4 separate regions of the Mus musculus genome follow, and all the other regions are linked to region 3. Evidence: chromatin loops called from intact Hi-C (ENCODE). Cell type or tissue: heart. All regions are shown on one strand.

Region 1 (8,000 bases), 150 kb before region 3:
CAACTGGGAGAGCAGGAAGATCAGAAGTCTGGCCTTTTGCCGAGAATGGGGAGGATGGGGAAGAGAGACGGGGAGGATGGGGATGGGGGGAGAGATGGGGAGGATGGGGAAGAGAGATGAGGATGATGAAGATGGGGGAAGAGATGGGGCACATGGGGAAGAGAGATGGGGAGGATGGGGAAGAGAGATTGGGAAGAGAGATGGGGAGGATAAGGATGGGGGAGAGATGGGGAGGATGGGGATGGGGGGAGAGATGGGGAGGATGGGGAAGAGAGATGACAAGGAGGATGGGGAAGAGAGATGGGGAGGATGGGGAAGAGAGATGATGAGGAAGATGGGGAAGAGAGATGGGGAGGATGGGGAAGAGAGATGGGGAGGATGGGGAAGAGAGATGACAAGGAGGATGGGGAAGAGAGATGACGAGGAGGATGGGGAAGAGAGGCGGGGAGGATGGGGAAGAGAGATGGGGAGGATGGGGAAGAGAGATGAGGAGGATGAGGAAGGGGGAGAGATGGGGAGGATGGGGAAGAGAGATGGGGAAGATGGGGAAGAAAGATGAGGAGGATGAGGAAGGGGGAGAGATGGGGAGGATGGGGAAGAGAGATGGGGAAGATGGGGAAGAAAGATGAGGAGGATGAAGATGGGGAGGATGAGGAAGGGGGAGAGATACTGTGGGGTAGCCACGGTCTGAAGCTTCTGTCTGCCAGACAAATTCCTTCTGTGGAACCGTCCTGACCATTTGACCCCCAGATGAGGTGATTTGGTTGTGCGTTTCTTTCCACTTCTCCCTGGAGGCATGCTCCTTGTGGCACACAGATGTGGGGGAGAGGAAGTCCTGGGCATTGCCTCTGTAGTAGTGCAAGGACAGGCCAGGGTTCAGAATCCCCCCGCGACTCCACCCAGCTTGCCTGGCTGGGCACAGTTGTCTTGTTGAGCCCCAGGATCCAGGAAAAGACTGTGTCCAGTGGTGGCCCAGGGTGTGGCCCTTAGCCCCGTGTCCCACAGGCTACCCATTCCTTAAATGCCTCTCCTCTAAAACTCAGCCTCATAATCTACCCCAGTCCCCAGCAGGTGAGTGGTGAGCCTCCACCAGCAGTGGGGCTGGCAAAGGCTTTCACTTCCTGGTCCTCTGTAAGCCATAGAGTCACCAGATGTGACCTGCCTGTGGGTACTCCAGAGCTTTTGGCCGCTTACCCTACAGACCCCTCTGAAGACAGATAACCTCAGCCAATCAGGGAAGACAGTTGTGCTGCATCCCAGAGACCCAGGAAGAGAAAGACACAGGCGTGGGTTTGGTCACACAAGAGCGACCAGCCACCAGTACTCTAGAAGACCCCTCCTAGGCTGGTCTAGTGACCCTGGGTACCTACCTTCTCAGCAAGGGCCTTTCAAGAAACCCAGGGTAGCATATCAACTGGACACTAGGTGCCCTTTGCCTCCGACGGGAAAGTAGAACTGGCCGGTGACTCTAGTAGCTGTGTTCTAGAAGGGGTATGGGACTCGACGGCTGTGTCCCCGTCTGGTTGGACAGGTTGAGGGAGCAAACCTGGAGCCAGCACTGACCTAGAAGCATGTAGTCTCCCCAAGAGTGCCTGAAGAAGACCCCTCCAGTGCAGTGGCTCCTGAACGCAGTCCCGGTGGCTTCAAGCGGGGCCTCCAGGGCCCTGCCGACTCCCGCAGCCTCCCGGCTGATTCCCAGCTTCCCGGCTGGAAAGGCTGTTAACAGAATCCCAGGAATGTGCCTGGAGCTCAGAGAGAAAATTCCCAGACTAGCTTCTATAAATACTTCAGGGCAGGGGTGGGGAGCAGCGCCCAGCTTGGCCCACAGCTGGCCTAGCACTAAGGACCACTTCCCGGGTTGGGCTCCCTAGAAGACGTAAGCCCACACCCCCTCGGGACCTTTCTGCTACGCCTCCGTTCTTCTGACATCATGAGGCACTGAATTAATGGGGTGAGAGTGTTAGTGGCAAAGCCTAAGAAAGGGCTAAGAAGGCCCTTCCTTCTTTTCCACACCCAGCTATGGCCTCAGTTCTACCCTGAGGCTCAACAGACAACGAACTCCTAACAGGAAATGCCCCGCACTCTCAGTCTCCAGACCTCGGCCAAGTATAGGCCCCTCAGACTACAGGCCTCCTGAGCTCACTGAAGCAGGAAGTCCAACCCAGGAAGCCCTTAAGGCAAAGCCAGGCATCCTTGGCTGTGGTGTGTGTGTGTGTGTGTGTGTGTGTGTGTGTGTGTGTGTGTGTGTGTGTGTGTGTGGTGTGTTGTGTGTGTCCAGGACCCTCCCACCTGGCTTCTGTTGAGAGCTGCTGCCTTGCTTAGAGCAGAAAGGCTGGCAGGGAAGTCAGTCTCTCTCTCCCCCCCCCTCTTTCTCCCTGGAACACAAGCCGGGAAGGTCCACAGGAGCCCCACGGTTACCAACTATGATGTGGAGGTGGTGTCTGACCTCAGGAAAGGCTTCCTGGGAGAACAGAGCCCTCAAAGAGTGGTGTGGGCAGGAGCCCTTCTGAGAGCTGAGGAAAGAGGCACTAGAGATGGGAATTTCTGGAGACTTTAACCATCGTCCTGTCTGTCCCAGAAGCCCCTGTGATGGCTGTTTGTAGTCCAAGTGCGTCATGCAAGTACAGTGTTCCACGGGCATGGGTAACTTTTACATGGCTGCCAACTCCCTGTGAGCGGGCAGCCCAGTCATGGCTCCACAGTGAAGGGTCAGAAACTAAGGGCCTCTTCACAGAACTAGATCCCTCCCAGCAGATGAGGGACAAGCGGGGACAGAGGGGGGGACTCTGTGGGGACAGACTGTGGATTGAACTGAGACACCAGTTCTGTGTTCCCACCATCTCCCTGGAGACCTGGAGCCAGTGAAGTGTCAGGAGGGTGCTGATGGGCCCTGGGGGCAGTGCCAGGCTGGGGACAGCAGGTGAGACCTTGCATCTTCCTGTGCTTGGGTCCCACCCAGTTGTCAGGCAGCAAACAGCACTGGGTTGCTACCAAACACAAATGCTGCTGGTGTCAGGGGCAGGTGGCCACAGATCCTGTTACAGGCCCTGGGCCTCCAGGCCTTAGCCTGACCCCATCCTGGCCTGGTGTCTTCTTTCAGGTTCTAAGGTCAGCATGTTGGGGTGGGGGTGGGACATGAGCCAGTTCCACTGCACAGTCCTTCCTAACAGAGGACCCTGCCATCTCCTTCCGTCTAAGGAAGTGGACAGTACTGGCCTCTCCGTGCCCCATGCCCGCTGTGGCCTTCCTAAAGAAGTTGCTGTTGTTTGCTACTGCGAGTCTGGCTGCACCTTCTCCAGATTCATCCTTCCAGAGTTCTCAGCAGCCCTGTGAGGAAGGACTCCCCCCAACCCCCAACTGACCCTCCCCCTCCCCCTCCCTCTCCCCCCAGTTTACAGAGACCCATGTCAGTTTGCTGAGGTCACAGTGCATGTCAGTGGCAGAGCTGGCCTTCTGGCTGCTAAGCCCTGGCCTTTGTTCTCTACTGAGGCGCACGTTCAGCCTGCAGACACATCTGGCTCCTTCCCAAACACCCACACCTTCTCTCTGCCAGCCTCCCTACTTGTTAGGCAAGTTAGGCAAGCGGTGGCAGCGCAGCGTACCACAGAGCTCCTTCCCTGCTCTCTGTTTATTTCCATTTGGTTTCCGCTAAGTTCCCCAGGCTAGCCTAGAACTCTCTTGCCTGGTCAGGTCTTCAACTTGTTATTCTCCTGCCTCAGCCTCCCAAGTGGCTGGGACGATGGGTTTGCACCACTAGACCCAGCTAGAGATTGGGAGGTGAGGGGGGTGGACTCTTCTTACCAATAAAGTTTCCTGTGGAAGGCAGCTCCAGAAAGAAAGCGCAGAGAAGAGAAGCAAGTAGACCCGCCCCACCACCACCCCACACCCCACACCCCACACCCACCCCTCTGACAGGCCCCGCTGGCCACCTCTATCCTCAAGCACTCCCTGTGGGTAGCATTGAGAGGCTTCAGAGCGCTTGGTTTTTGGTACTTCATTTTGGTGTCTGATAGCCATCGGCTAGAACCTTCCTTCCTTCCAGCCTGTAGGCCCTGTTCCATTGTGAGTGAGCTACTTAAGGTCCTGCCCTGGCCATGTGGGCAGAACTGCGTGGCCTGGGCACTACTGGCCGGACAGACGCTGCCTGCCGCTGGTTCTGGTAACCCTGAGTCAGCACTGCTGTGTGCATCTGGTCAGCCCTGTGTGCCGCTACTCCCTGCCCCCACCTGCTGTTCTCCAGCCTCAGCTGAGGCTACCGAACTCCTGGGTCCTTGGGTGTGTCTATGCTTAGGGTCATAGGAGGGTGCCACTCGACGAGTCGGTTGTGGCCCCAGGACCTCCAGCCAGCGCCTCTGGAGACAGAGCTTTCCCCAGTCCTCCTCAGCACCCTCTCTGCTGCCTAATTGGTCATGTTCCAAGCTCTCTTAGGATTTATGAAGTCAGCCATGTACATCTTTCCTGGTGCGTCTCCATAGCAACCAAGGGCCTAACTCTAGGGAGCTTGGGGAGGAGGAGGAGAATAATCCAGCTAAAAATGTGCATGGCCGCCAGTGGGCGGGCTGCAGAGAGGGGGCTTCAGGCACAAAGACAGCTCCCTGCCCCCACTCTGGTCCCCTGCCTCCCCAGGAGATCAGGGTTGAAGATTTATACCTCCACTCTTTGGAACAAGAGAAGTGCTCACTTCTCAGCATCCTGGGATACCTTCACAGTGGCAGGTCAGTAGAATGGTACAGAGTAGCCTTTCTGGGACCTGGAGCCTTCCCCGTGCCCACACCCTGTCCCTTGTCCTTGTCCCTGGGAGGATGGGGGATGTTCAAGACTGCCGGTTTCACTTCCCACCCGCTTTGTGACAATTCCTGGCACTTCCTCTAGCTTACTCTCTTCAGTTCTTTGCAGTGGTCCTTTGAGCTAAAACTGCAAAGCCATACTTCCTGCTCTTGACCGAAGGGGCCTTGGATAGCTGAGTCCCTTTTCTCTCATTCTCTCAGCAACTGCTCTGTGCCCTGATCCACTCCCTCCAGCGCCCGCCCGCCCTGGCACCTGTGAGCGTAGAGTCTGCTGGCTGCTTGGTCTCGGGACCCAGCAGTCCCCGGGGGAAGATGGGCTGCTGAGGCAGGCAGACAAGCACCCCCTCTTTGTCACAAAACTAGATAACCTTCCTGCTGTGGGTGCCCCCTTGGGGTGAGGGGCAGCGTGGCCTGGGCACTACTGAGCATGCTCCAGTCTTAGACAGCTTTTCGTCCACTGACTCATTCCTGCCACCCGGCTTAGATGCCCAGGCCCTGATAAAATGCATTATTTTATTTTTATTTTTCCATTTGTTGAAGAGTGAGTTGGAGGGCTCAGAATTCCCCACACGGGGCCACTCAAAATCAGGTCTAGGCTTAAAGGCCCATCTTTTGAAGACAAGAGGAACATAGCTACTACAGGTTAAAACAGGGCTTGGGCAGGGTCGGATGGGTTTTGCATAAGTAAAGGGCACAGTCATTTGTCTGTGGCCCAGCCAGACCTGAGGGCCTCTCTGGCTCGCCCTGGTTGCTAAGCTCTCCCCACCGGCTCTGGAGGCCCAGGCCTGGTTAACCTCGTCCTCTGCTTCCTTTCTAGGGTCTGATGCTGAGTCAGCTGGGCCACAAGAGCCTGGCCCAGAAGGTGCTGCGGGATGCTGTGGAGAGACAGAGCACCTTCCACGAAGCGTGGCAGGGCCTGGGGGAGGTGCTGCAGGACCAAGGCCAGAACGAAGCGGCCGTGGACTGCTTCCTCACAGCCCTGGAGCTGGAGGCCAGCAGCCCTGTGCTGCCCTTCTCCATCATTGCCAGAGAGCTGTGAGCCTCTGCAGCTGCAGCTGGCAGCCATATACTGCCTGCCAGGGGCGGGGCGGGGGCAGCAGACACAGGCAGGGGGCAGGGAAGGGCGTGTGTCCAGATGTGGGGCCTCAGGGAATAGATGACAAGTGAGCACTTCCACTGGCTTCCATGCCACTTCTCCTCCCACACTCCACACCCTGCAGGCCCAGCTGGGCCTAAGCTCCTGACTGAAGCTGGGGGGACAAGATTTGCATCCAAGGCAAACGCCTCGCCTCCCCCAGAGACTGCCGGTTGCTGGGCACCTCTTAGATAAAAGGTGTGTCTGGGAGCCAAGCCCCTTCCTTGGCTTCCCCCACCACCCCGGGTTTCCTGGTTTGGGATGAACCAATCTTGAGTTTGTGTACCACAGAGATGAGTGCCTTGGGAGACAAACTGGCTTGAATCTCAGCGACTTCACAGAGCTGTGAGCAGACGTGCCGGAGAGCCCCGGATACATTTCCCCATCCGATCTCAGGGCAGTGCAAAGCTTGAAGCCTTGCCCAGGACAGCCACAGCTTGAGGTCCCAGATACAAAGAGGGACAGTGGGCTCCTGGGCTCTTGTCAGCCTGAATTGGCCCTGTTGATGCCTGGTGTTTCCTTTATGGGGAGGTTGCCTAGAGGCTACATGTGATTTCTCTGTACCACCAAGTGCCTTTTGGACTCATGTCGGCCAGGCCTCTAAACACCGTCCCCCGTCTTCCATTTTCACTCACTGTCATCTCCCTGGAGACACGCCCCAGTCAGTAGACTCCGTGGGCCCTGAGCCGGTGGCCTCCAGGATACGCCTTGGAATACAAAACAGGGTTCTGACGTAGCCATTCCTGGTACCTTGAGTACACAGTCCCTCAAGTCTTTGGACCCGCCCACTTGGGTGAATGACATCCAAGTGACCATTTATAGGCCTCAGCCCAGTACACCTCATCACCCACTGCCCAGTTTTCATCTTAGGCTTTGCTGAGTGACCCCAAAGCCCCAGCTTGGCCTTTTGTGCTCCCCTGCCTAGATTCCCACAGCGGCCATGCTTGAGGAACCTGACAGCCTGCCTCACCTTTCTGTGCCCGCGTGCTCTCTGTCAGGTCGCTGGGCAGCTGTCCCTCCCTGGCTCGTCAGCCATGCACTCTGGTTTTGAAACTTTCCCTCAGGAAGCCATTCCCCAAGGCCTAGCAGAGAGTTCCTTCTGTCTCCCCTACTCTGGGTAGAGCTCCCTCGGGTTCACCTTGCGCTTGTGTTAGAATGTGTCAGGGGTCACCGTGCTGACCACAGTGGCCTTGCGGAGAAAGCCGTTGGAGTCTGGCTCCGTGGTGGACTGATGTACCCTGCTTGTCCCCTCGTGTCTCCAGAGAGCTGGTGCCTCCTGGCCACAGCCACAGGCCAAAGGGAGGCTATTCAGTCCTTGGTTGAAGGGTCTCTATGTGTATATGTGTATGTGTGTGCATATATATATATATGTATATGTATATATATGCTAGAGATCTATATTTTTATGGAATTCTGTTAGAGTAAAAAAGAGAAAAGCAGATACTATTGGCTGGCCTTGGAGGTCAATCTTGGCAGTGGGAAAGACAGCAAATGTGTGGACTGACTAAGCGTCCTCTCTTTGGAGGCCCTAGGAGGCAGGCCCAGTGCCTGACAGTGACTTTGGAAATTGAATAAAAGACCCTTGGAGGGGGACAAGACTGTCTGAAGAGTGTCCAGTTACTTGATGCTCAGCATAGAGCAGTGACCCGGGCCCTGGAGAAGAGACCCTGTCAGAGGAGAAACCCAAAAGGCAGGGCTGAGGGAAGGAGAGTGGGAAGAGAGAAGAGGCCCAGCTCCGAGAAGGTTGATTCCTATCGGGTAAGCAGTAAGACTAGAGGTCAAGCCAATGCCTGCAAGTTCTCGGGGGAGGTAGAGGGGTCTGGGCCTGGCCTGTGTCCCGTCTTTCAAATAAGCCTGCCCAGTAGGCAACCTCGAGGATTGGGGGTGTTAGCACTCAGGCATCTCTACTGCCCAGTGACAGCAGAGCAAGTCATCACTAGCTGCCACGATGTGACACATTTCTACTGTGGCCACTAGTTGGACATCCTCCCGTGCTCGTGTGCTAGGCCAGTCCCTCCACCCTCACCCAGAGGCAGCCTCTGTAGACTGCTCCCTGATACACCTCGCATGTGAGATCT
Region 2 (8,000 bases), 55 kb before region 3:
GTTCAGACCCCAGCATCCTTAACAGGTGGCTCACAGCTATCACAAACTCTAGCACCCAGGCATTCAATACCCTCTCTGGCTTCTGTAGGGGCCAGTATCTACATGATGCTCATACATGCAAATAGACACAAATACATACATACACACCAAATAAAATAAGTCTTAGTGGATAGAAGATCTCCATGTGGGACCATTTAAAATGTTGAGCTTGGGTGTATGTTAAGCCTGAGAATCACAAGAGAAAGACCGGTTCCACAGATACTAGAATCCTAATCTTGTAAGTCATAATAAATCTAAATCCTCAGTGGATTTACCGTATAAGCCAGGAGACACTATCACTATCCCTGTCACTATCCCTGTCACTATCCCTGTCACTAACCCTGTCACTATCCCTGTCACTATCCCTGTCACTATCCCTGTCACTATCCCTGTCCAAAAAGCCCCTAACTCTCTCCTGCTTCCTCTCTTCCTCCATCCAACCCAGAAGTCCTGCCTACTCACCCAGTGATTGGTCCCTTTATTCATTGGGGGTGGGGTGGAGTTCACAAGAAGTCACCTGAGTATGCGACTCATCCGTTTGGTCCAGACAACCCTTCCTGAGAAAGCAGAATTAACATCAAAATACAGGCATCACCAGGGCCATTCACAACAAAAGGGCAAATCCATTAGACTGCCATAGTTTTCCATCAGGGCCAATCCGGGACAAGCACGCATCCTAACATATTTCCTGCCTCGGTACCTCCTGTCTACATGTGACCAAGCACATCTGGTTGGTGCAGTTGGGTCAAACAAACTTGTTTAGGGGAGTGAAAACATGAACAATACCCCCTCCACCCCCGGAATTCAGGAAGTGTCTGCCTTTGGGCCAGTGGTTTACAGGTTAGAAGTATTTTTATTCCATGGATTTCTTAGGCACAGTAGTTAACTCTTAAAACGTAAGCTGGTGATCATGTGAAGTGGTGCACACCCTGAATCAAGATCTCAAGATCAAGGCCAGTGCGGATCCTGTCTCAAAAGAACCAACTAACCAACCAACCAACCAACCAACCAACCAACCAACCAATGTCTGTAACTGAGAAGCAGTGATAGTTATATGCCATTTGAAACAGCAGGTATCTCCTGGGCTCCACACTTTAAACTGGCCAAAATGATAAATGTGGGTTTTATCACAATGGAAAGGGGAGAGGGGGCCTGCAAGATGACTCCCTTAGCAAAAGCATTGTTCCCTCTCTGGGGTCCACAAGGTAGAAAGAGAACTGACTCTTGTCCTTTGAGTGCCATGCATCTCTCTGTCTCTGTCTGTCTCAGTCTCTGTCTCTTTCTGTCTCACAGACACACAGACACACACACACACACACACACAAAATCAATCAATCAATCAATCAATCAATTGTACAAAAGCCCTCTGAGAGACTAATTACACCACTACCCTAGAGTAGCCTAGTTGGAGACTTGGGATGATGTCACTTACTCAGTCACCATGAATGGCGGGCGCATTGTGTGCCAAGTTGTGCCGGCATCAATCACATGGAGAATAAAATGCCCAGCTCCCAGCCTGTGAGAGCTAATGGATGGACAGACACAAAAATATATAATTTTTGTTTTTGAAGAAAGGTTTCTACTATATATCCTGTACTGGCTTTGAACTCATGATCTTCCTGTCTCAGACTCTGCAGGGTTGGGATTACAGGCATATACTATCAAGCCCAGATTAATAGGGGATTTTAATCCTGGGCATTAAGGGAGAAGATGTCAACACGCTCGGGATGTTTGATCTAGAATACTTCGGGAGGGTAAGGAACACCCAGCACATTCCTAGGCGGTGAGTAGGACTTTCCCCACGAGGTGGCAAGAACAGAGGAGCCCTCCAGACAGAGCAAGGCAAGGCAGAAAGGTACAGAGGAGGTGAGACATCTGGTGGCTACGTCAACCTTCATCAGAGAACAAGCCGTTCCACTGAGTCAAGAGAAGAAGAAAATTCAAGAGAGGAAAAGTGGTCACTGGAGTCATATCTTCAGCCAGATCAAATAAAACAGAGGCCGGAAGTAACCACGGACTGGACAATGGAGACCATTCTCGGGCCATTCTCAGGCTCTGCACATTTTATGTTCCTGCGAGGCCTTGAGAGTGAAATTTGTCTAGGAAGGAAGCCACAGCTCTGGAAAGACAGCACTTACATACCCAGGAGAAAGACAGCAGAGATAAATGGAGAGAGACTGAATAAAGAGAGAAGGGAACAGACAGAGTTGCCAAGGCGGGAGGCTCTCAGTGGGACCTGGCATATTAGGAGACCCTGGCTTCTCCCAGATATGGAGCAGGGGTTACAAAAGGGAGGAAGATACGTTCCCTGCTGGGCCAGAGGAACAAGTGCTTCCCCCTCCCCTTTCTGTTTTCCCGGTGAGATTTAAGGGTGAGAAATACTCTGAAAAGCCAATATGGGAGAGGGTGAACTCGCTGCCAGGGAGTCCGAGACGGCTTACCAGGCTGCTCAGCAGCCCGCTGAGGCTGCAGATGACTTTGTAGTAGCGCCAATCTGCGTGGGCTGTGATTTTCTCCAGCAGAGCTCCTGAACCTGGGAGCCCAGATGTCAGGGTGGGGGCTGTGGTGTGGAGGGAGAGCTAGGGTCCCGCCTCATAGGGGCGGGGCTGAGGCGAAGGGACCTAGCAGGGGGAGATGGTTTGGGAGGCTGAGGGGCTGGCTGGTGAAGCCTAGGCTAACAGGGAAGGGAATGAAGTGTGTGGGGAGGAGGGAGGGCGTTGACAGTGCATGGCAGTAGCTGGGATTTCTGGAGGTGGAAAGCTGAGCACACTGGGAGTTGCGAGTGGGCGGGCAGGGAGGAGGAGGCCCTGATCACCGTGGGCTGGGGAACAATTCAGGCAATATGTAATCAAGTGCTAGCGAGGATGGTTGGGAATCTAAGTGGGCTTAGGGAGGTGGCTAGGAATGAGAGCTGAGAGCATGGATCGAGGACAAATCCAGCGCTAGGCAGACTGCCAGCTAGGAATTCAAGGTGACAACAGAACAGCCGATGTCTCTATGCCTAGGAGTCCCTGGGCAGATGATACCTCGCAGAGGACATGGCCTCTGTAATGTCAGTGAAGGAGGAGACTAAAGCATGGGAGAGACTGGAGATTCCGGAGCTCTGCCTGTGTATAGCCGGGCACTCTGGGTAGCACTTGCCATCGGCGCCGCCCTTCCTCCTGCCTCTCACCACGGTTCTTCAAGCGCGTCTCTGACGCTCTTCCCACATCACGTTCCGCTCAGCCTTTCAAAGAGCCAAACACTGTATTCTCACAGGTCAAGGCCGTGGCTTTTGAGGGAGATAGAAAAACAGTCTACAGCATTTTATATGGCCTATAGGAGCCTGAGAACAGAGAGGTTAAGCTCGTGGATCAGGAGGGAGTGGGACGGAGGGCGGGGCGGGGCAGGTCAACCCGATTGTTAACCCGACTGGGATGGAACTCTGATTTGATTTTTTTTCTTTCCTGCCTACTTCCTGGTAACCCAAACCCTGAGCCTGCTTCTATTTCCTTCCTACATTCTGGGCTGGAGTTAGAGTCATCATTTCTGGGACTCTTTTGTGTAACACTCATCTCCTCTCTCTCTCTCTCTCTAATCCCACTACTTTGGCCCAGGTGAAGTACCCCACAGTCCGGTCCGGTCCGTGCACTAATGACCGGAACTGAGGTCAGCTCAATGCTTTCTCATTTAAATTTCATTCCAGGGGTGAGAATTTGCCGCAGTTTGTCCCGGAATGGGCCCCAGGCACACTCTTTTAGAACCTGCTTCTAAAAGCTGTTCTTCCATGTCTGGGAGGTACAACATAGCCTTCCAGAAGACTCGCCCTTTGTAATCTTACACGAACTGGGCTTGATACTTAATGTTAAAATAACTGGAGATTCCATATTGGCTACGGGGTGAGTGGGGGAGGGGGACACCAGCAGCCACAGCTGGAAACGCAGCTTCATAGTAAAACACTTGTCCGCCATGTGTGAAGCCTCGGGTTCAATCCTCAGTACAGGGGATATGTATGTATGTGTGTAGTGTCTCAGGTGTATACACAAGAAGCTATTATTTAAGAAGTCAGTACAGCACTGACTTCTTAGTGGGTTTTTGTGAGGCTCCTGGTTCCCAGGCCAGTGGGCTTGGCAGGGAAGGGGTTTGTTCTGGTTAGTTGGGTTTGAAGTAAGAGCTCTGGAGATGAGGTATACAGATTCTTGGAAATGTCTCCCTTGGCTCAGTACTGCCTTGCTTACAGATCTCCCTGGGTCTTGCAGTAATTGCCCTTGAAGGTGTTTGCTTCCTGGAAGAAGCACACTGTAAGTTATAAAAACAGAAAACCAGGATATTTTTATAAGAAGCTCAGTTTAGTTTGGGGGCGGAGGCAGGCAGCTGAAGGACAAAGTGTGCCAGCTGCAAACTCGTCAAGATCGCTAGACTGTACGGTACTGTAAGACCAGGAAGGCCCCCACCCTGCGTCCCCTAGGGTGGAAAGATGGGAGACAGTTGTCCCAACCCCCACACGCGTCCTCCCACACCCCACGCCCCACCCCCCACCCAGGCCCAGAGACTTCCTTTCTGAGGCCTCAGATGCTCTTCGAATTTGTTGACACAGAAACAGAATTTTCCTGGCTTTTTCCGATCTTATCTTTCATCCCCACTCAACTAGACCTAAAAGAGCAAATGTACACAAAATCCACAGTCGACCCAAGAAACCCTGCTGGGTACCTCCCTACCGCTGATGCAGCGTGACTAAGATAAGGCTAACCAAGTTCACCCACAGGGTTCTGTGCACTTCCTTCCTTCCTTCCTTCCTTCCTTCCTTCCTTCCTTCCTTCCTTCCTTCCTCCCTCCCTCCCTTCCTTCCTTCCACATCAACAGCCCCTCTCAGGTTCAGTTGGGTGATCATTCACTGACATTTTGGAATTAATTCCAATGCCTATGTGCCCTGTCTTCCGGAGGTGTTTCTTTTGGACAGAAGAGATCAAGAGAAGCAAGGGACTCATTTTTATGTCTCCAAGACATTACTACCATTCATTAAGCATCTACTGTGTGCCTTATCCTGAACCGGGTTCTTTGCACCATCTAAACAGTGAGCTCAGCTTAAACTGACTCCATGTCTGTAAAGTATTTAGCGCTGTATCTGGCACATAATGCTGAGTGTCATCTGGGTCTAACTATCTAAACCTGAGGCAGGAAGGCTGAGAGTTTGACACCACTCTGAGCAAAGTAGAAAGTCCCAAGCCAGTCTAAGCTACACAATGAAAGCCCCCAAAATCAAACACAAACAAGAAACTTGTTGCTCTTGCAAAGGACCTGGGTTCGGTTCCCAATACCCACATAATGGCTCACGACCATCATTATCCACGTTCTTGGGATCCCACAGGCATGCAAAGTGTACACCCCTTTATTCAAACAAAGCATTCACAGCACAAAGTAAATAAAGAGAAATTTTTAAAGAGGAAAAATATCTATGCTGATGAGACAGGTGTTACAATATCTCATTAAAAAAATTAAAAAGAAAAAATATACACTGGGCAGTGGTGGTGCATGTCTCTAACTCCAACACTCAGGAGGCAGAGGCAGGCAGATCTCTGAGTTCGAGGCCAGCCTGGTCTACAGAGTGAGTTCCAGGACAGCCAGGGCTACATAGAGAAACCCTGCAAAAACCAAACCAACCAAGCAAAACCACTAATTTGTTTAGAGTGTGTGTGCCTGTGTGTGCAGGTACATCTGTGTGCAGGTACACACACACACACACACACACACACACACACACACACACACTGATGCATATGCATATGGAAGCAGAGAATCATGTCCATTTGATTAGACCGGCTGCCCAGCAAGCCCTGGAATCCTTCTACTCCACCTCCCCAGCTCCGGGATTGTAGGTACACAGTACCATGCCTGACTACTCAGCTCCCCAGCTCCGGGATTGTAGGTGCACAGTACCATGCCTGACTACTCAGCTCCCCAGCTCCGGGATTGTAGGTGCACAGTACCATGCCTGACTACTCACCTCCCCAGCTCCGGGATTGTAGGTGCACAGTACCATGCCTGACTACTCACCTCCCCAGCTCCGGGATTGTAGGTGCACAGTACCTTGCCTGACTACTCAGCTCCCCAGCTCCGGGATTGTAGGTGCACAGTACCATGCCTGACTACTCACCTCCCCAGCTCCGGGATTGTAGGTGCACAGTACCATGCCTGACTACTCACCTCCCCAGCTCCGGGATTGTAGGTACACAGTACCATGCCTGACCTTTACATGGGAATTGGGAACTTTACCGTCTAACCCAGTGGTTCTCAAACTGGGTTGCAACCCCTTTAGGAGTTGCATATATCAGATGTCTACATTACAATTCATATTAGTTGAGGATGTATCCTGTCCAAGGCTATCCTGGCCTCCATAGCAAGACTTTAAAAACCATGTTTATTTTGAAAAACAATTCTTTAACACGAGCAGCCTTTCCGTCAGATTTCTCCCTCATTACCTCCCAGAGAAATGGAGGCTTTCTCCCAGCTGCTACTTACAGCATCTTATTGTCGGGGAAGTGACAGCCTGTGAAGAGAAGAACGTCCCCGGAGCCCGAGAACGTCAGAGGCAAGCTCCAGCATAAGCCTCTTTGATTTATTCCTGTTCCCAAGAGGGAGCTGGGAAAGAGATGACACTCGGTCTATTTTCTTCTAGAACACGACCCACGGCCGAGTGTCTGGTGAGTTACGACGGCGCTCGTCCACGCCCCACCCACCCCTTCCTCACCCATCCAGCCTGGCACTCTGTCATTTGATGCAGCCCCCATGCATTTCCTGGAAAAGGTGTTTGGCTTCCTCTGACAATGGTAGGAAACTTGGTTAGAAGTTAGTGTTAACGAGGTCACCTTGAATTAGCCAGACAAGACAATCTCAGAACAACTTCCTGACTCCGGGACTGTCTAACTCCTGATTGAGTCTGTAGGCCTACAAAGGCAAAAGCCGACTTATGACTGATGGCTCGGCTAGAAAAATAGCCCAGATTCTATTGCCTAAGCTAGGAGTGATAGTCTCTTTATCCACTCTGACAGGTACAAAGGACAGCAACACACCCAGACAACTCAGGGACTGCTTGCCCACTTCTAGACAGGAGAGGAGTCTAAATGGCATGAGGAAGTCACTCTGAGGCTCCTTCTAGGCTGTCTCCATTATCCACAATGATTAAATAGAGCTGGCCCTGCTCAGTTCTTAAATCACACAGGATACCTGGACTTTGTTGCGCTACCCCTGAGTAGCCATGCTACAAAAGCTTTTCTCTCCATGTGGAAGAATATTGGTCCACAAGGCTGGGTGTGGTTTTGTTCAGCTTTCTCATGCACCAATATTATTTTTTCTGTCGAATCTCATGCCTGGAGCTAACGAAATTCAAAACTGGGCTCCCAATGCGTTAAGGGCTGGCTCTGTGGTCTCCAGGATCAGAGTTTCCTGAGTGAGACGCTGGGGAAGCCTGCCCTGGAAGGGTTGAGCGGACCATATGCAGCTCTCTCCCTCCAGGCCTCTGATCGCATCAGACTGCCAGCTGCAGATGGGCTCAGGTGCTGGGCACAGAGCCCAGGCTGGAGCAAGGCTAAATGCAGCCTAAGGGATAGACAGGGCTTTCAGTAGAATCTGAATGCAAGCCGGGCGTGCTAATGCGCCTCTGTTATCCCACCCCTCAGGACATTGGAGCAAGAGGATAGAGAGTTCAAGGCCAGCCTGGACTACATAGAGACTTCTAGGCCAGTATGAGCTACAGAGGGAGACCCTGGCCTCAAGCCCAAAACAAACTAACAAATTCTGGGACTTTGTCTGCCAGTAGGGAGGGGAAGCTAGGTCTGTAGAGAGAGAGGAAGGGAATCTATCTAGGAAAACAATATACGGAAATCAGAAGGTTGGAGCTAAAAGTAAACTCAGAAAGCAAGCAAAAAAAAATCCCAGCCAATAGATATTTGCTCAAAGTATCAAGACAGGTCAGTCGAAAGGGG
Region 3 (8,000 bases):
CTCTCTCTCTCTTTCTTTCTCTTTCTTTTTTTTTTGGTTTTTCGAGACAGGGTTTCTCTGTGTAGCCCTGGCTGTCCTGGAACTCACTCTGTTGACCAGGCTGGCCTCGAACTCAGAAATCCACCTGCCTCTGCCTCCCGAGTGCTGGGATTAAAGGCGTGCGCCACCACACCAGGCCTAAGGATTGTTTCCTAAATAAAGACAATGTCCCTCAGCGTCTGTCCCCCATTTCAGTCCCTCCCCTTGCTTAGCAATGCTTGAAACTGCATTGGGTTGTACAAAGCATGAGAAAGAGGTCTAGGCACCTCCCCCCGTAAGAATTTGGGAGGGGCAATTTGTCCTTAGGAGTGATATGTTCCAGTCAGACCTAGGGAGTGGATTCTTTAAAGTTAAAATTGGGTTAACAATATTAGAGCTTTAGAGCCAGGCATGATGATGCTTCCTTTAATACCAACACCTAGGACACTGAGTCAGAATTTCAAGTTCAAGACCTGCCTGGGCTGCAGGATAGCCTGTTTCCAAAATAAAAATATTTATTAAATAGCACATGGAAGTTAAGACTTGGAAGTTAGTTAGCTAAACTTCTGAATGGGACCTTCTACAGGCCAGAGGAGTGGAAGCCAACAGTTAGATCTGAAACACAAAACACACCATTATTCCAGGGACCCCACTCTCATCACGGGGAGCTGTAGATCACTTTTGTCTGTGTCAGGTCATTCAGCAGGCCTGGTTGTCTGGATAGCTGAGCACTATATCTCATGTGCCAATGATAGCATTCAGGGCCCAAAGACACTCAAAAGTTATCTGTTAGATCAGGCTGTCGGTGCCAGGTCTAGGCCCAGCCCTTCTCATAATGATACCCAGGAAATCACAAATCTCCATCTAAAATATATACCAAATATATAAAATATATCCCAAGACTGTATGGAAAAGCCCAAATGATCATAGAAAGAATGAACTTAAAAGTGAATACGATATTTACCCAAGGAAGACACTCCAAAGTGACCCACAGAGGTCCTCCTCTGGTCTTGGGTCTTCCTGCCCTCCAGCAATACCAGGTTTTCCTGCCTTTGCTGGGAACACACCATTTCCCTCTAGACCATTTCCAGAAGAAGCTACTGGTCTGCATAGGAACTGACAACGAAGCAACTCAGCACCATCTTTCCGGGACCCTGGTTCTCCAACACACAGAGACAGACACACTCATGAAGGCACATGCACACCAATCAGCCCTGGGGTACAGTATGGCCCATCCCATAAGCCACCTAAACAAAGCAGGAATCATGAGATATTTATCAAACGGGGCTGGAGAATTGGCTCAGTGGTTAAGAGCACTGGCTGAGCCGGGCGGTGGTGGCGCACGCCTTTAATCCCAGCACTCAGGAGGCAGAGGCAAGTGGATTTCTGAGTTCGAGGCCAGCCTGGTCTACAGAGTGAGTTCCAGGACAGCCAGGACTATATAGAAAAACCCTGTCTTGAAAAAACAAAACAAACAAACAAACAAAAAAGCACTGGCTGCTGTTCTTCCAGAGGACCTGGGTTCAATTCCCAGCACCCACATGGCAGCTCACACCTGTCTGTAACTCCAGTTCCAGGAGATCTGACATCTGACACCCTCACACAGACACACATATAGACAAAACAACAATGAACATAAAATATAAAATATAAATATTTTATATATCAGATGAATGAGTGAGTGGAGTGGTGGTGAATGGACGGGCAGCCAACCTTAGAGTATGACACTACTTCTAGTCCAGGAAACCCAGTGCTTCTAGGACGTCACCTGAGACTCTGAGTACCTGGAGGAGTTCATGAGGAGACCATATGCACCTTTCCTCAAGTCCCCTCACCTCCCTCCTTTCCTCCCTTCCCTTAATCGAGGGCACTTTGCAAACCCTACATGCTAAACTTTCTACTGGGAATGTAGCCGATCCTCCGCAATGGTGAGCTGTGTGGTGAACAGAGGAGAGACAGAAGAAAGAGTGTGAAGATGACCCCTTCCGAATGCTTACAGTTTAATTTTCATTCCATTTATTTATTTACAAGGGTAGAGGTGGATGCGTGCATGTAGATATGGAGCCTGTGTGTGCCACGGCACAGGTGCAGGTGTTAGAGGGAGTTAGTTCTTTCCTTCTAGCACGTGGGGAGGCCCGGGGTCAAACTCAGGCGGTCAGGCTCAGTGGTAAGTGCTTTTCCTAGGTGAGCCACCCTACTGGCCCATGTTCACAATTAGTAGGTGAGAACAGCCAGGCAGGTACATAAGGGTCAAATAACACAACAGTAAAGCCCACTCAGGAACTCTTTGTGGTCAAGAGAATAGAATAGGTAGCCAGGTGTGGTGGCGCACGCCTTTAATCTCAGCTCTTGGGAGGCAGAAGCAGGCAGATCTCTGAGTCCTAGGCCTGCCTGATCTGCACAGTGAGTTCCAGGACAGCCAGGGACACCCAGAGAAACCCTGTCTCAGAAAGACAGGATGAGGATGGGGGTGGGAGGAGGAGGATAGGATGGTGACCGGTGAAGACCTAACATTCCAGATGTTCCAGTTGCTCTGTCAGTCCCCTGGCCAAAAGACCACGCCCAGGAAGACAGTTTTACCTTAAACCATGCTAAAAACACAGGCAAAACACTCTTTTCCTTCAATGAGACACCGTTACTTTTCCTTCCCACAATTCCCTCTCCTAGTGCAGAACCATAAAGCTCCGCTGGGTCCGCCTACCCTTCTGAGGCCTAAGCCAGAAAGTGCAACTTTTCCTTTTTTTCCTCCCCACAAACCCCTCTTTTGATGCTAGCCAGAACCTAGGAGAGCTTTTTGTGACAACTGTGGGCAACTGTCCCTGCTCTTTTTGTAATGCCCTGTCTCCCCCCCCTTACCTACCCCCCCACCCCCGCCCCCGTCCCCGACCCCTCCACACCAGCTCCGGTGGAACTCTCTCCACCTCACCGCTTCCTCTATGCAGCTGCTGGCGTTTACAGCTTGCCTGCCTTGGGATGTTTTTCTTTTCAACTCTAATAAAAATTAACCTCAACCTTCTACTTGAATCCATTCTTTAATCCTTTTGTTACTGAGACCAAGAACCCTAAGAGGGGACACTGATTTCCTCAGAGTCGTGAGGATACAAATGCAAGGACACCTGTACAAGAACAGGTCCGAGGGAGCGTGCGCTTCCGGTCAGAGCTGGGAAGACTCAAAGTCAAAGAGGCTTCCTGGAGGAGCCCAATGGGACTCGAAGCTGCTGTCTGGCCTGGCCGTCGGAAGCCTGATAGGGAAGAGGGGACAGGAAGCTCCGGGGAAGAACAGATCAAACAATGTTTTCTCAAGTAGATTTAATGTACACCACAGGCAATGTGCCGAGTATCTTAAGATAGGGTGAGGGAGGGACAGTTCTTGGCCAGAATCTCTAAACAAAGATTAAGAGGAGAAAAATAGTTTATTAAAAGTGTGGCACATGGGAGGTAGGGGGAGGAATGACTTCTACAAAGAGCAGTGCAATTTTAGGACAGGGGAAAGGCCGAAGACACAAGAACTAGACTCTTTAGAGGCAGAGACTGTGAAAGGAAAATCAGATTAAAAACAGGAGACAAGGGCTCCTCAATCTACGCTTGCTGCGTAGATTCCTCTGGTGCCACCTCCGGGTGGACGAGGGTCTCAAGTGTCTTCCATGATACCACTTTCCTGGTAAAGCAGAGAACAGAGACACCCATGTACATTTCCATCCAGCTTTTAGGCAAATAGGGGAGGGACCGTCCTCCTTGCATCTGATCGTTTACTCAAAATAATCCTTACGCTTAAATGGCGTGTGCCCCGGTGGTGGTGGTGGTGGTGGTGTGCTCTGCCACCCTTCAATAGGATGGGAACAGCCTCAAGGCTATGTAAGGGGCTTAGGCCAAGCACCTAGTGAGGCCCTTTGAGCAGTGAACAAGCCTGTGGTAAGGCCTGGCCTTGGGGCAGGGGTGAGGGGGATGTGGGGGAGTGGAGATGGAGGGAGACAGGAGGATGAGAGGCGACGCTCCTAAGCAAAAAGTCCTTTCATTTAACTCAAATAGGACTGACTGGTTCCTATCGCTCGCCAGGGTCTGAAAAAGTAAATAGGGCCCGAGTCCTACTCCAGGGGTCCCTAGCCTAGTGCTTAGTCCCAGGACTTTGTGGCCATTAGTGGTAGGGCAGGGGGCGAAGGAGGCTTGCTCTGGCATCTCTCCTGCCACAAACTAGCGGATCCTCACGGTCCTGACAATCGTCCCCTGGCTCTCACCCTGACCTACCTCTCTCTCAGCCACACCTAGAAGGAAAGGGTTGGCCAGAGAGAAGGGACTAGGGTGACCTTCCGGCAAATACACCTTGGGCTGCAGTGGGGAGCTGGGCAGGCGACGGCCGAGGGCCTGGAGCCCTCCCCGGATTCAGCAGCTCCCCTGCGCCCCCTGCCGGCCACCGGACGCACTCCACGCATCGCCGCCCCACCCTCCCGGCTTCAGCACCCCCTCCCCCACCACCTACCTCGGCTCCCGGGATAGGTTGGGGAGGGAGGGAGCCTTCCATTGTTCGGGGAGTGGAGGCGTTTCCGGAAGTTCCCTACCTGATGGGGACAACCGGGGACGTCCCCAGGCCAGAAATTTCTCCCTTTGGAATTCCAGAGGGGTGGGGAGGTGACGTTCTTAACGTTTATTGGTTATTAATGGGGTGCATTTCCCGGGCGAGCTAGGGGAAAGAACTTGGAAAGTGTCAAGGACTGAAGTCATTCATTTTTCTCAGTGAGGCTTTTAAATTAGTCCTCGTGTGTATGTCAGGACACGCCTGAAGAGGACTCGGAGCCAACTGTTGTGCCCTCGGAGGGCTAAGGAAAGGCTGTATTCTCCGCCCTTCCTTCATCTCTAGGTAGTGGAGCCACCATCCTCCAAGAAGTCTGCCTTATTCTTCATTACCTCTGTTACAGGCAATGTCAGTGCCTCGCTTTGGTAGGTCAGGATTCTCTGCTCATTTTTGGTAAATTTTTTTTTCTGTATCTGCAAGAGTCTTAAGCCCATCATTGTGTCCAGGGGCAGAAAGCCCTATCCGTGTGAGGCTGATATCTAGGGAGGAGAAGGGCACAAACAGAAAGAGCATCCCATTTCCTGTCCAGTCAAGGAGAAACTCCCAGTATCCCCCACGGTCCCCGTGAATTTGGCCCCACATACCCGAAGATCTTCGTGAGTACCCCGAAATCTGAGCCCTGGACGGTTTGCTCTCTGAAAGGTATCCAGGACGCCACTTAAGATCACGAGGGCTTTAAACCTCGCCAGTCTCTCCCTTTCAATGGCTCCCTATTTCCCTTACAAGAAAAGCCGAGCTGCTGGCCACTCACAAGGCCTCCCTGCTGCGTCCCCCATTCACTTCTCTCTAGTCACATTGTTTCTACCCTGCTATCCCTTAACTACGACGGAAATCAGCCTGGGCTCTGGCCCTAGGCAGCAGATCCAGGGAGCGAGCCAGAGTGGCGAGTGTTGTGATAAAGTCCACGTGAGTGCTCAAGGGAGGATAAAAGCCACTCTGGAAATAAATAAAAAAGGAAGCGTGAGTCAAAGAGATGGGTGGGGAGAGAGAAAGGCACTCCAACGGGGAGAACAGGGAGTGGCCTGGAGGCCGGCTGCACCCCAGTCCAGATCGGAGACAAGGACGGCAGAGAGCACGTTTCGATTCTGAGAGACTTGTTAGAGCAATGATAGCTGATTCCTCAGTGCTCCACGAGGCCTGAGAAGTCAGGGCCAACAGTCTGCTTCTAACCCCTGAGAGGGCATAGTATGAACTTCTGGCGTGTTGTCTCATCCCCCAGTCCAGTCGTCCCTGTCCACCCCCCACCCCCCAAAGGCTGGAAATAGTAGAGCACCTCTGGGTGATCCAACTGGGGTCCCGGCATCCTACTGCCTCCTCCTACCCTTCCAGTTGCTCAAACCCCTGCCTGAGCTGCAGAGGGTCAGAAAAAGTCCTGTGTCACACATCTCCATTGCCTTGACCAGGAGGAAAACCAAGTTTCAAAATGGCCTTATTTTGCAATCTGACTCAAAAGGGTGTGGAGTGGAAAATTATAGACAGCAGCCACCAAGGGACTTTGGCTTAATATAACTGGTGACCTGGGAAACGGCAGAGGCAGAAAATAATTTCTGCCTTCTCGGATTGAGGGACAGGGAGGGCTTTTCGAAGCAGAGTCAAAATAAAGACTTCCTTCGAGCCGAGGAAGCTCGAAGGAAGCAGGTCAGAGGATAGCCCTCCCACTTCCTTGCGCCTCCCTCTCCAGCTTTTCTTCATGCTTTCTGCTCCTTCGCCCCCTTCCCATCCTACCCTCTTGGCTTTCCAGTCTTTTCTTATCTCCGCTTCTTCCACCCCACCCCCATGCCGCCCCCGCCCCTGCTCGCTTCCCTCCCTCCTCCCTTTGATCTGTTCTTTCAGCTTCAGCAGCAGATACTTTAGCTCCTAACCACTTATTAACAGCGAAAAATCATAAATCTTATGCAAATATCAAATGAGCACCTGTCAGCGACTGTCTGTAACCCATCAATTAGTGAGGGATCCAGAAACACGCTACAAACAGAAGAATCCCTAAGCAGACCTTCTGATGCGATACAATTTGCCACTTGAGCCCTGTTGGTCCACGGGCAGTAAGCACATTTGCTGCGTTGTGTGGGAGCGTTCCTGAAGGACAGATCCAGAACTTTTTCATTATACTGGACTGAAGCTCCATACTCATCAAGACGATAACTCTCCATGCCCCACCCTCTGGTACTCACAGATGACTTCCGCTCATATGCAAATGTAAAGAAAACCATAAAAACCTTTGAAGATAATAGAAAGAAAAAACCCTCATGGTGTTAGTTTTGGTTATGGTTTTTGTTGTTGTTTGTTTGTTTGTTTGTTTGGATTGTTCTTCTTTTTGTTTGTTATTGTTTTGAATACAGAAAGAAAGGACCAGGCAGTGGTGGGGACATACACAGTAGGCATCTAAAACATTTTGAGTCGAAGGTTTGAAACTGCCAACAGATAATGCCAAGGGCACACACATTCTCGGATGATGGTGGCAGCCATGCACACACTGAGAGGACACATTTCAGTCCAGTCAATGTCCCAAATGCAGGTCCCTCACCCATGGACTTGACCAATATTGGATATTAAGGTTTTAGGTCTGAGGATTAATATTGTCAGTGTTAACAGGATCTTGAATCACCAGTAGACGAACCTCTGGGCACGCCTGTGAGGATTTTTCTTCACTAGGGTAGCCTCTGGGTGCATCTGGGAGGAACTATCTTGATTCTGTTTTTCTCTGGCCTTACCTGAAGAGATGGTCTGGATTCAATTAGTTGAGGTGGGAAGACCCATCTTAAAAATAAGCTACAGTAAACTGAGCGGTGGTGGCACACACCCTTAGTCCCAGCACTTGGGAGGCAGGGGCAAGAGAATCTCTGAGTTCAATGCCAGCCTGGTCTACAGAGTGAGTTCCAGGACAGCCAGGGCTACACAGAGAAACCCTGCTTGAAAAATAAAACAGTAGACTGCACTATTCACTGCCCTGGGTCTTAGGCTACACAAGAAGGAAGGCAGGGCGTGGAAGGAAGGCGGGGCATGAAATAAAGACAAGGCATAGTAGCACACTCCAGAGACAAGCAGACGGATCTCTCTCTGTGAGATCCAGGCCAACCTGGTCTACATAGCAAGTTCTAGGACAGGCAGGGATATGTAGGAAGACCCTGTCTCAAAAACAAAAAGAAAGAAAAAGGAAGCTAACTGTGCTGGGCAGGTTGTGTGTGGTTCTCTGCCACTGCTCATGCAGTGTGACCAGTTACCTCAAGCTCCTGCCTCTCCTGCTTCCTTCCCATCATCATGGACCACACCCTTGAACTGTGAGCCAAAATAAACTCACTCGCTCCTAAGTTGCTTTTGTCAAGGTGGTTTAAAAAAAAAAGATTGATCGATCGATTGATTGGTTGATTGATTACATATACAATGGTCTGCCTCCATTTATGCCTGCAAGCCA
Region 4 (8,000 bases), 68 kb before region 3:
AAGCAACAAATCAAGCCATCTCTCTATAGAAAGCCATTTACAGCTCACTGGAAATTGGATTCATAATCTTTAATAAAGGCTGTTTATACCCATGATGAAGGAGTTGTGAATAAATAAAACTGAAAGCAATGATATATTAGCCCCTCAGCCTTTGTGTGTTTACTACACTGTAATCATTCAGACCCACGGAAGTCAGATTTGTTTTGCCAGTTTCCTAAATTCAAACCAAGTGAGCTCTTGGCTCTTACACAAAACCAATTCATACTATCAAGTGACAGCAAAAAAAAAAAAAAAATATTATACTGCTGCTCCCTACATATGCTCCGATCCTCTTAAAATGGCAATGAAACAAGCTGACCCCGGGGAACATGTCATACCCAACCAAGATGCCAAAAAGGAAGCCCAGGGCCTGCTTAGAGCATAAAGAGCCAGGCTAGCATTTTATGGAAAAATCTGGATGACAAAGCCTTTTCCTCTTAGCAATCACAGCTCATTAACATCATGGAATCAGTGGCTGGAAGCGGGTGGAGGGCTTGCTGTCTCTACCTGGCACTATCAGCTGCAGACCAGCGAGGAGACTGTTTAACCAAGTCCCCAGAACAACAGGATTTGCCTTGGCAGCAGCCCCATTTGGGTTGAATCTCCCTGCTTCCTGCTACAGACCTTCTGATCCACTCTCAGTTCCTGGGATGGCAGCTTCCCCAGGAAATACAAAATACCTTCCTCTTGAAAGCTGCATAACCTCAAATCTTCCTCAGGGCTAGGACTTCCAAGACACCCGGTCCTGCCGTCCAGCTGACTAAATGACTTGATGGTATTTTTCTTCTCTAGAGTCTTTGCTGTTTGGAACACTATCTGCGGCCATGTGGAACAGACTCGAGACTTGACTTTATATCTGCTTTCTATCTGCCAGGCACTGTCCTCCGTTCCACTCTGCCTTGTTCTTGGTTGAGAGGACTGGAGGGAAGTGAGAAGCGCGCTGAGTCCTGGGGGGGGCGGGGCGGGATGTGGGAGGAAAGGCAAACAGTGGGTGTGAACCGCCCAGAGCTGCCCAGGACCAAGAAAGGAGCATTCTCTCTGTCTCAGTCACCGGACAGATATTTCCCGAGCTGGCACTCTGTGCACAGCACAGTACGCAGCTGAGCATGACTTTCAAGGACTTAGAGTTAGGGCTACCGAGGCTTTCAGCTTTTCGCCTGGTTGAGTGGGCAGGGACAGAGAAACAGACCTCAGAGGCAGGCAGCCCAAGCTGGTGTGAATACCTCGGCAACACATAAATAGCTGCGGCCTCTGAGTGGCTTCTCTGAGGTTCGATTTCCTCATCTACAGTGAAGGATAATAATGTTTACCTTGGAGTGTTAGTAGGAGAATGAGAGAGTTTGTGCATGTGGCTTGGTACCAAGCCACCCTCTCTCCACCATCCTGACCTCACTGTCCCAGACCTTATCCAGGACAGGACATTTGTCATCCATCCAGTATTCTCCTTTCTCCAGGTCATCCTAGTTCCGTGTCATCGTTGTGAGGCCCAAGAGAGCAGGGGATATAGCTTGCTGACTTGCCAGCTCCGTATTTCCCTGTGGGGAGCAGTGGCTCTCCCTCTGGCTCCTGAGCCATTCTGAAATGGAAGAGACACATGGCTCTTCACTCTTTCCGGAGCTCTCTCTGTTGCGTTCTCTGCTGTGTTCGGGCTTGCAGCCAGAAAAAAAGCCCACATTTCCCTTCTTGGTATTTCTTATACCCCCACACTCCTCAGCCCTATGGAGGGGAAGAAATCAAGGCTGTGATAGCATCACGCCTCAGTAGCCCCAGCAGCCATCCGCAGTCCCTTATGAGGAAGGGGACAGGACATCAGCCAGCAGTTTCCAGTTACTCTGCAGCATTCCCTTCCTCTGGCATTAAACCAATGCAGTGTTCTGAAATTTATGGCATTTCTCAAGTACCACGCAGACGCATTTACAGAACTCAGCTCGCCTGGTCCTCTAAATCCAGACACAGGCTGGATTCCTATTAGCTCCAGCTTACAAGTGCAGAAACTGGAATTCAGGAGGTTAAGGGGAATCAGGAAGGCACTTAGGCTGGCACTCAAGGACCCCTGGCTGTCCTGTTCACAAGTCCCACCCCCTGGGCTTCAGCCTTCCTCCTCTCTAGCAGGGAGGGAGGGAGGGAGGTCAGGGCTTTGCATTCAGTCTTCGGTTCGTTCCTTTCTGTTTTCTGCCTTCACATTACTTCAGCCTAATGAACCAATATCACATTCGCATTTCTCACTCTGCAGACATCTCCTTGAGACCGGTTCCCTGCAAATCCAGAGTTACAGAATTGCGCTGACAGATTAACAGCCTGGCTTGGGGGTGAGTTTAAAATAGAATCCGAGATGATCTAAATCAAGAATCCTTAAGCAGAAGTTCAAGACAGGAGACTTCGGAGGAGACTGCTGAGCCCTGAATTACATGTACATATAATTATATGCATGTGTATATGCCTCTTCCTAAGACAAGGGTCCAGAACCTCCACCACGTTCTCAAAGAGGTTTTGAACCCCAAAGGATGAAGAACTGGACATGGTCTAGCTAAACCCAGAGCCCATGTTACCAGGTTTGCCCCTGGCTGTCCTGTGAAGCAGCACAATTTGTGGTAGAGACATCCCAGAGCTAAATACCAGAAGCTGAAGCTGAGCTCTGGATCTGGCAAATGTTTTAAAGACTCATGAATTATTAAAATGGCTAATTAAGTCAGCCCTCACCCGCCCGCCCGAGAGTATCTGCTTTCCCCTCACCGCTGAGCTCACAGCTGAAACTTCAATCCATCCCATGCTGCAGGGCAAGGTCACTTGGCTCCTTCCTTGCCGGCCTAAGGAGAACTAGGAGCAGACTGCTGCGTCTGCACATGCCTGCTGGCCTCAGTGTACGAACCTGGAGGTTCCGACCCATTGGCCTCAGTGTATGAACCTGGAGGTTCCGATCCATTTTCTCTTCTCTGCCCACTAAAATGCAGGCAGTTCTCCAGGGAGCTCATTGCTACACTAAACCCACACCGTTTCTTCTGTTGGGCACACTGGCCTATGTCAGCCAAGAGTGTTCCTTCATCTTCCTCCCTTGCCCAATTCACCTTCCCAACAGGACACTATAAATGAGTGGCCTGGAGCCACAACCACTTGCTGTTCTGGGAGGGAGCGCTACTTCCCTCTGCTGGGTGACAAGGGTCTCCATCTCCTCCACTTCTCCATGCCTAGCCCTGCCATTGGGAGAGCTTTCCCTCAGGACGTTGCTCACTCTCATTCTGCATTCACATCCCTTTCTGGTTCCACTTCACTGGGGAAACATCATTGCTTGTGCCAAGCTAGCTATATTTAAAAACCAGATTAAACAGGAAACCTTCTTCTTTCCTACCACTCCCCATCCCCGGTCTTCAAAGATGATCACTGTTTAAGAAGTTCTTTTGTAAAATGGTGATTTGGAGCCCACGTAGAATGAGAAACCACACAGTCACCTCTGCCCCAGAGCCCCTCTTCCCCAGCCTGTGGCTCACAGGTGGCATTCACACATTACCAGCCACATGTGCAGAGGTGGCTCTACCCCTAGGTGAGAGGAACACAGATCGCTTCCACTGCTATCCCCCAGTCACCTCCCCAAGTGGAGGGTGGCAGAAACCACAACATAGGAGAAGGGAGAGAGGCCTAGCAGAAGGCAGGATATCAGGGGACAGGGAGTAGTAGATCCTGACTCAGGACCACAGAAAGTCAAGATTCCGTTGTCCCCTTAGACTTCATTTGCAGAACACAATACAAAAGCAATAGCAAGATTTCCCTGATGGCAGCCAGGTCTGGTTGCGTTATGCATTTTATAATCACAGGTTTAGCAGGCTGGGGCAGAAATACCAGAAGGTTAATGCCATGCTCACGCTACATGCAGAGTGACTTTGTGGCCAACCTGGGCTACATGAGACAACAAAGCAAAAACAACAACAAAGAATTCAAGATGGCAACAGCAGAATCCTAAACCTCCTGTGTTAACCTTGATGGGGGGGCGGGGGAGCCTGCACGACCACTGTCACCCCTGAAGACAACCTGCTTGCCAATCTGTTCCCAGGAAATTTTAGTGTAAATTCTAATCTGTAAAGATTCTGAAGAATGTAAGGACTCAGAAAGTAACTTAGTTGTTATGCCTGCCACCCCTTTCTGCACCCACAGTCTTGCACAAACATGAAATTCATGCCTTAGAGATATAATCCCACAGACATGAGGAGAAAGACCATTGACCCAAATCGTCATGGCCAAATTAATTAAAGAAAGATTTTGTTTATTCCTGTTAATGGGTTGTCTCTCCCTAAAGGCAAGGTTCAAGAGATTAGAATTAGATATGGGTAAGATAAGTTTTTTAAAAAAATATTTACTTATTTATTTTATATTTATGTGTATACTGTAGTTGTCTTCAGACACACCGGAAGATCACATTATATTGCATCAGATCTCATCACAGATGGTTGTGAGCCACCATTTGGTTGTTGGGAATTGAACTCGGGACCTTTGGGAGAACAGTCATTGCTCTTAACTGCTGAGCCATCTCCCGAGCCCCTGATAAGGATCTTTATAGTTGAGGAGTAGGGGGTTTCCAAATGTGGTAGGCAAATAGTGGAGAGTTACAGAAGCAGAACATAGCATAACACATTGGTCATAAGAGCCTCCTGAAACAAACACATGGTTGCAAGGTGGTCATAACAAGTTGTTCATAACAACATTCTGAACCAAGGCCATGACTGTCATTTCCCAGAACAGGCAAAGCAGAACCATCTGTCGTTAAGGTTACAGGTGGGTTGTAGCCCAGCCCTTGAGAAACAGAGGTTTACTCATACACAGGAATGAATCTAGTTTACTGTTACTATGAGATGGCTTCCAAGCCTAAGATGGAGACAGACTGATTCATCAGAGACATGGAAGTATATCTGTAGGCAGAGTAGTAAAACAAGCCACAAAGGCACCTATTGGGCATAATCGACATGGCCATCAGAAAACAGAAAGTTCTGGATTGTTGTTCTTTCAAAGTGTGATTTAGCTGTGATTTGCCTCCCGTCTTCCACCGGAGTCATTTTTCTTTTTAATTGCCATTCTAAAAACTCAAATTAAAAAAAAAAAAAACGTTTGTCATATCAGCAACGGCTGAAAGCCAATTGTTATCCATCCTATCAGCCCTCCTGGAGGAGAGGCTGTGACTTCACACTTGGGATGCAAAGGTGGCGTTCATCACTGGGAGCTATGTCTCTCTCTCTCTCTCTCTCTCTCTCTCTCTCTCTCTCTCTCTCTCTCTCTCTCTCTCGCATCTTTAATCCATGACTGTAGCTGAGTAGTCATCCTAAAGAGATGTTTGAGACGTTGATTGATCGTATGGGCACTGGCCTGGACCAGATCCCATGATGGATAATGCGAACAGTCCTGGTCCTCAATTGGAGGGTTTTTGAATGAAGCCACCTTTGAAGCTGGGTTTCTGAGCTTGCCTGGGCAGCGTCTGTTTGTCCTGATGACAATGACAATGACAACGACACTGTGTTTCTGAATTTCTCTTTTAAACATCATTTAAACATTTGGGCACCAGGATGACTCAGAGGTAGGGGAGTTTACCAGCAAGCCTGATGCCTCCTTTTTTTCCCCCTGTGGGTTGTTTCTCTGGGCAGATGAGGAATTAAGCTGCAACCTGAACCCCCACTGAGCCAGTATTTGTCTCCCTTCTCCTTTGGTGGGAGGTAGAAATGAATCTCGTTTGAGAGAGCCTTTCCTTTAGCCCCTCCACTGAAATACCCAAGGCTAATCCTGAAATTATATTAAATAATGAGTCCCCATCTTTTTAGAAGTTTGGCTTCATCTTGGCCTCTCTCGAAGAAGCAGAAATTATCTCTCTTTCCCCTTCTAATGGACATGAAGCAAAGTCACAAAGGAGGAGTAGAAAGGAATTGGTAGAAAAACTCGGAGCCCTGGTGAAGGAACCAGCTGTGTAGTCAGGGTTTCTTTAGCAGGCAAAGAATGTCTGCAAAGTTCTTGTTAGGCCCCTCAGAGGGCTCAGGATCCGCAGAGAGACTGGAATTCTCTAAGTCTAAGGAAACTGGTTTATATTTTTGTTTTGTTTTGTTTGTTTTTTTCAATATAGGGTTCCTCTGTGTAGCCCTGGCTGTCCTGGAACTTGCTCTGGAGACCAGGCTGGCCTCGAACTCAGGGATCCACCTGCCTCTGCCTCCTGAGTGCTGCGATTAAAGACATGGATCACCATCACCCAGTGGAATATTTTTTTCCTTCTTTCTTCATCTTCTGTATTTCTTTTTAAGTAGAACAGAACAAGATGAACTCTCGCCACAAGGTCAGGTGCTTTCTTTCTAAACCACAGTACTCATTTCTGGAAGTTGCCGTCTTTTTCTTCAAAGAAAATCACCATGTCAGGTCTCTGTGAAATAAGGGAAAAAAAGACAACTTTAGAGGAGGCAGTGACTGAGCCAGGCCAGGGCAACGGTGGCTGATAAGCATTTGTGCACAATTCTCAGGATGTCACAATGGCTTCCTTTCCAAACCCTTCCCAGGAACTAAGAAAACAAAATGCTATTTGCCAATCAACCCATCAATCAACATTTTTCAAGTAAGAATTAAGAGTATAAAATGGCACCCCACACTTATAATTCTAATGTTTCAGATCTTAGTTTTTAGAATCCGAATGAGAAAACCGTGTTACCTGGATTTATCTGTTTATGTGTTGGGGAGGGGGTCATGTGCATGTGTGAGGCATGTGTGTGTGGGGGTCAGAGGATAACTTTCAAGAGACATTTCTCTCACCGTAGATTTGGAGATAAAGCACGGGTTATACAACCTAAGTAGTGTCAATACTACTACTACTACTATTATTATTATTATTTATATTTTGAGACAGGGTCTGTGTATCCCTAGCTGCCCTGGGACTCTTTTTTTTTTAATTATGTATTTTCCTCAATTACATTTCCAATGCTATCCCAAAAGTCCCCCATACCCTCCCCCCCACTCCCCTACCCACCCATTCCCACTTTTTGGCCCTGGCATTCACCTGTACTGGGGTATATAAAGTTTTCGTGTCCAATGGGCCTCTCTTTCCAGTGATGGCCGACTAGGCCATCTTTTGATACATATGCAACTAGAGTCAAGAGCTCCGGGGTACTGGTTAGTTCATAATGTTGTTCCACCTATAGGGTTGCAGTTCCCTTTAGCTCCTTGGGTAATTTCTCTAGCTCCTCCATTGGGGGCCTTGTGACCCATCCAATAGCTGACTGTGAGCATCCACTTCTGTGTTTGCTAGGCCCCGGCCTAGTCTCACAAGAGACAGCTATATCAGGGTCCTTTCAGCCAACGCTTGCTAGTGTATGCCATGGTGTCCTGGGACTCTTTATGCAGACCAGGTTAGCATCTAACTTGTGAGAGAATGCTTTTGCATTTGCTAAGGACTGAGATTATAGGTGGGCATCGGAGTGCCTCGCCATTAACTAGGACTTAAAAACCAACGGTTTCATAGGGAAAGGCCATCCTCAGAAAACTGTGAAAATAAAGGTCACAAACGTCACTGTCATCCTGAGAGGTTTGCTCCTGGGTCTTCCATTCGCCCACTGTGTAAGCTTTCAATGCCTCTGACTTTGATGTCTTCAAGGTGATATGAATAAATAAGACCCACCCCCAAGGAGCGGGGCAAGAGGGAACTGAAATGAATTATAAAAACCGCTTGGCACAGTGTCTGCCACATAGTAAATGCTCAGTAGGTTCAGTTATTATTAATAGTGATGTGGTATTAACAATTCATGAGGAAAGTGACCCTTACACCCCAGCAGAGCAACTACTGCCCCAGGCTGGAGGGAAATGAAGAGCGCTATGGTCGGTACTGTGTATGGAAAGAGCTCTATGGTCGGTACTGTGTATAGATGATGCAATTCTTCAAAACATCTCAAATTCTATTTTCGCACAGAAAGAAACAACAGAGACACAGAGAGAAAAGAACTCAAAAAAAA

Evidence for each region. A loop is a pair of places that touch in the nucleus more often than their neighbours do. Peaks named below come from ENCODE experiments on the same cell type or tissue, not always from the same donor. Only the 100,000 strongest peaks of a DNase experiment are listed, where the experiment ranks them.
Region 1: it touches region 3 in a loop (2.2-fold over the local background); 5 of 42 quality-filtered maps call a loop at or near these places.
Region 2: it touches region 3 in a loop (2.3-fold over the local background); 6 of 42 quality-filtered maps call a loop at or near these places.
Region 4: it touches region 3 in a loop (2.2-fold over the local background); 11 of 42 quality-filtered maps call a loop at or near these places.

The regions. Positions count from the first base shown.
Region 1 is chr17:87,374,245-87,382,244 of GRCm38, forward strand. Ttc7 (tetratricopeptide repeat domain 7) reads left to right here. Exons shown (of 20, transcript NM_028639.3): 20 at 5,605-7,526. The coding sequence ends at 5,826. LOC102632541 (a long non-coding RNA gene) reads right to left here and starts at 2,215. Exons shown (of 3, transcript XR_003952232.1): 1 at 1,564-2,215. In heart, no CTCF peak of the experiment used is centred here; DNase peaks (open chromatin) are centred at 1,827, 4,177, 4,877, 5,877 and 2 weaker places; H3K4me3 peaks cover 594 bases; H3K27ac peaks cover 5,672 bases.
Region 2 is chr17:87,471,196-87,479,195 of GRCm38, forward strand. It overlaps Gm30938 (a long non-coding RNA gene), which reads right to left and starts at 3,373. Exons shown (of 4, transcript XR_385891.4): 1 at 2,481-3,373; 2 at 1,472-1,564; 3 at 502-596. In heart, no CTCF peak of the experiment used is centred here; DNase peaks (open chromatin) are centred at 2,766, 3,136 and 3,236; H3K4me3 peaks cover 2,453 bases; H3K27ac peaks cover 3,483 bases.
Region 3 is chr17:87,526,187-87,534,186 of GRCm38, forward strand. Gm30984 (a long non-coding RNA gene) reads right to left here and starts at 4,910. Exons shown (of 2, transcript XR_877095.1): 1 at 4,496-4,910. In heart, a CTCF peak has its summit at 4,422 (motif pointing left); DNase peaks (open chromatin) are centred at 4,545, 5,575 and 6,185; H3K4me3 peaks cover 2,772 bases; H3K27ac peaks cover 4,335 bases.
Region 4 is chr17:87,458,510-87,466,509 of GRCm38, forward strand. It overlaps Gm30794 (predicted gene, 30794), which reads right to left and starts at 1,850. Exons shown (of 3, transcript NR_168623.1): 1 at 1,350-1,850. It overlaps Gm30938 (a long non-coding RNA gene), which reads right to left. Exons shown (of 4, transcript XR_385891.4): 4 at 4,845-6,424. In heart, a CTCF peak has its summit at 3,178 (motif pointing left); DNase peaks (open chromatin) are centred at 612, 1,092 and 1,772; H3K4me3 peaks cover 2,185 bases; H3K27ac peaks cover 2,755 bases.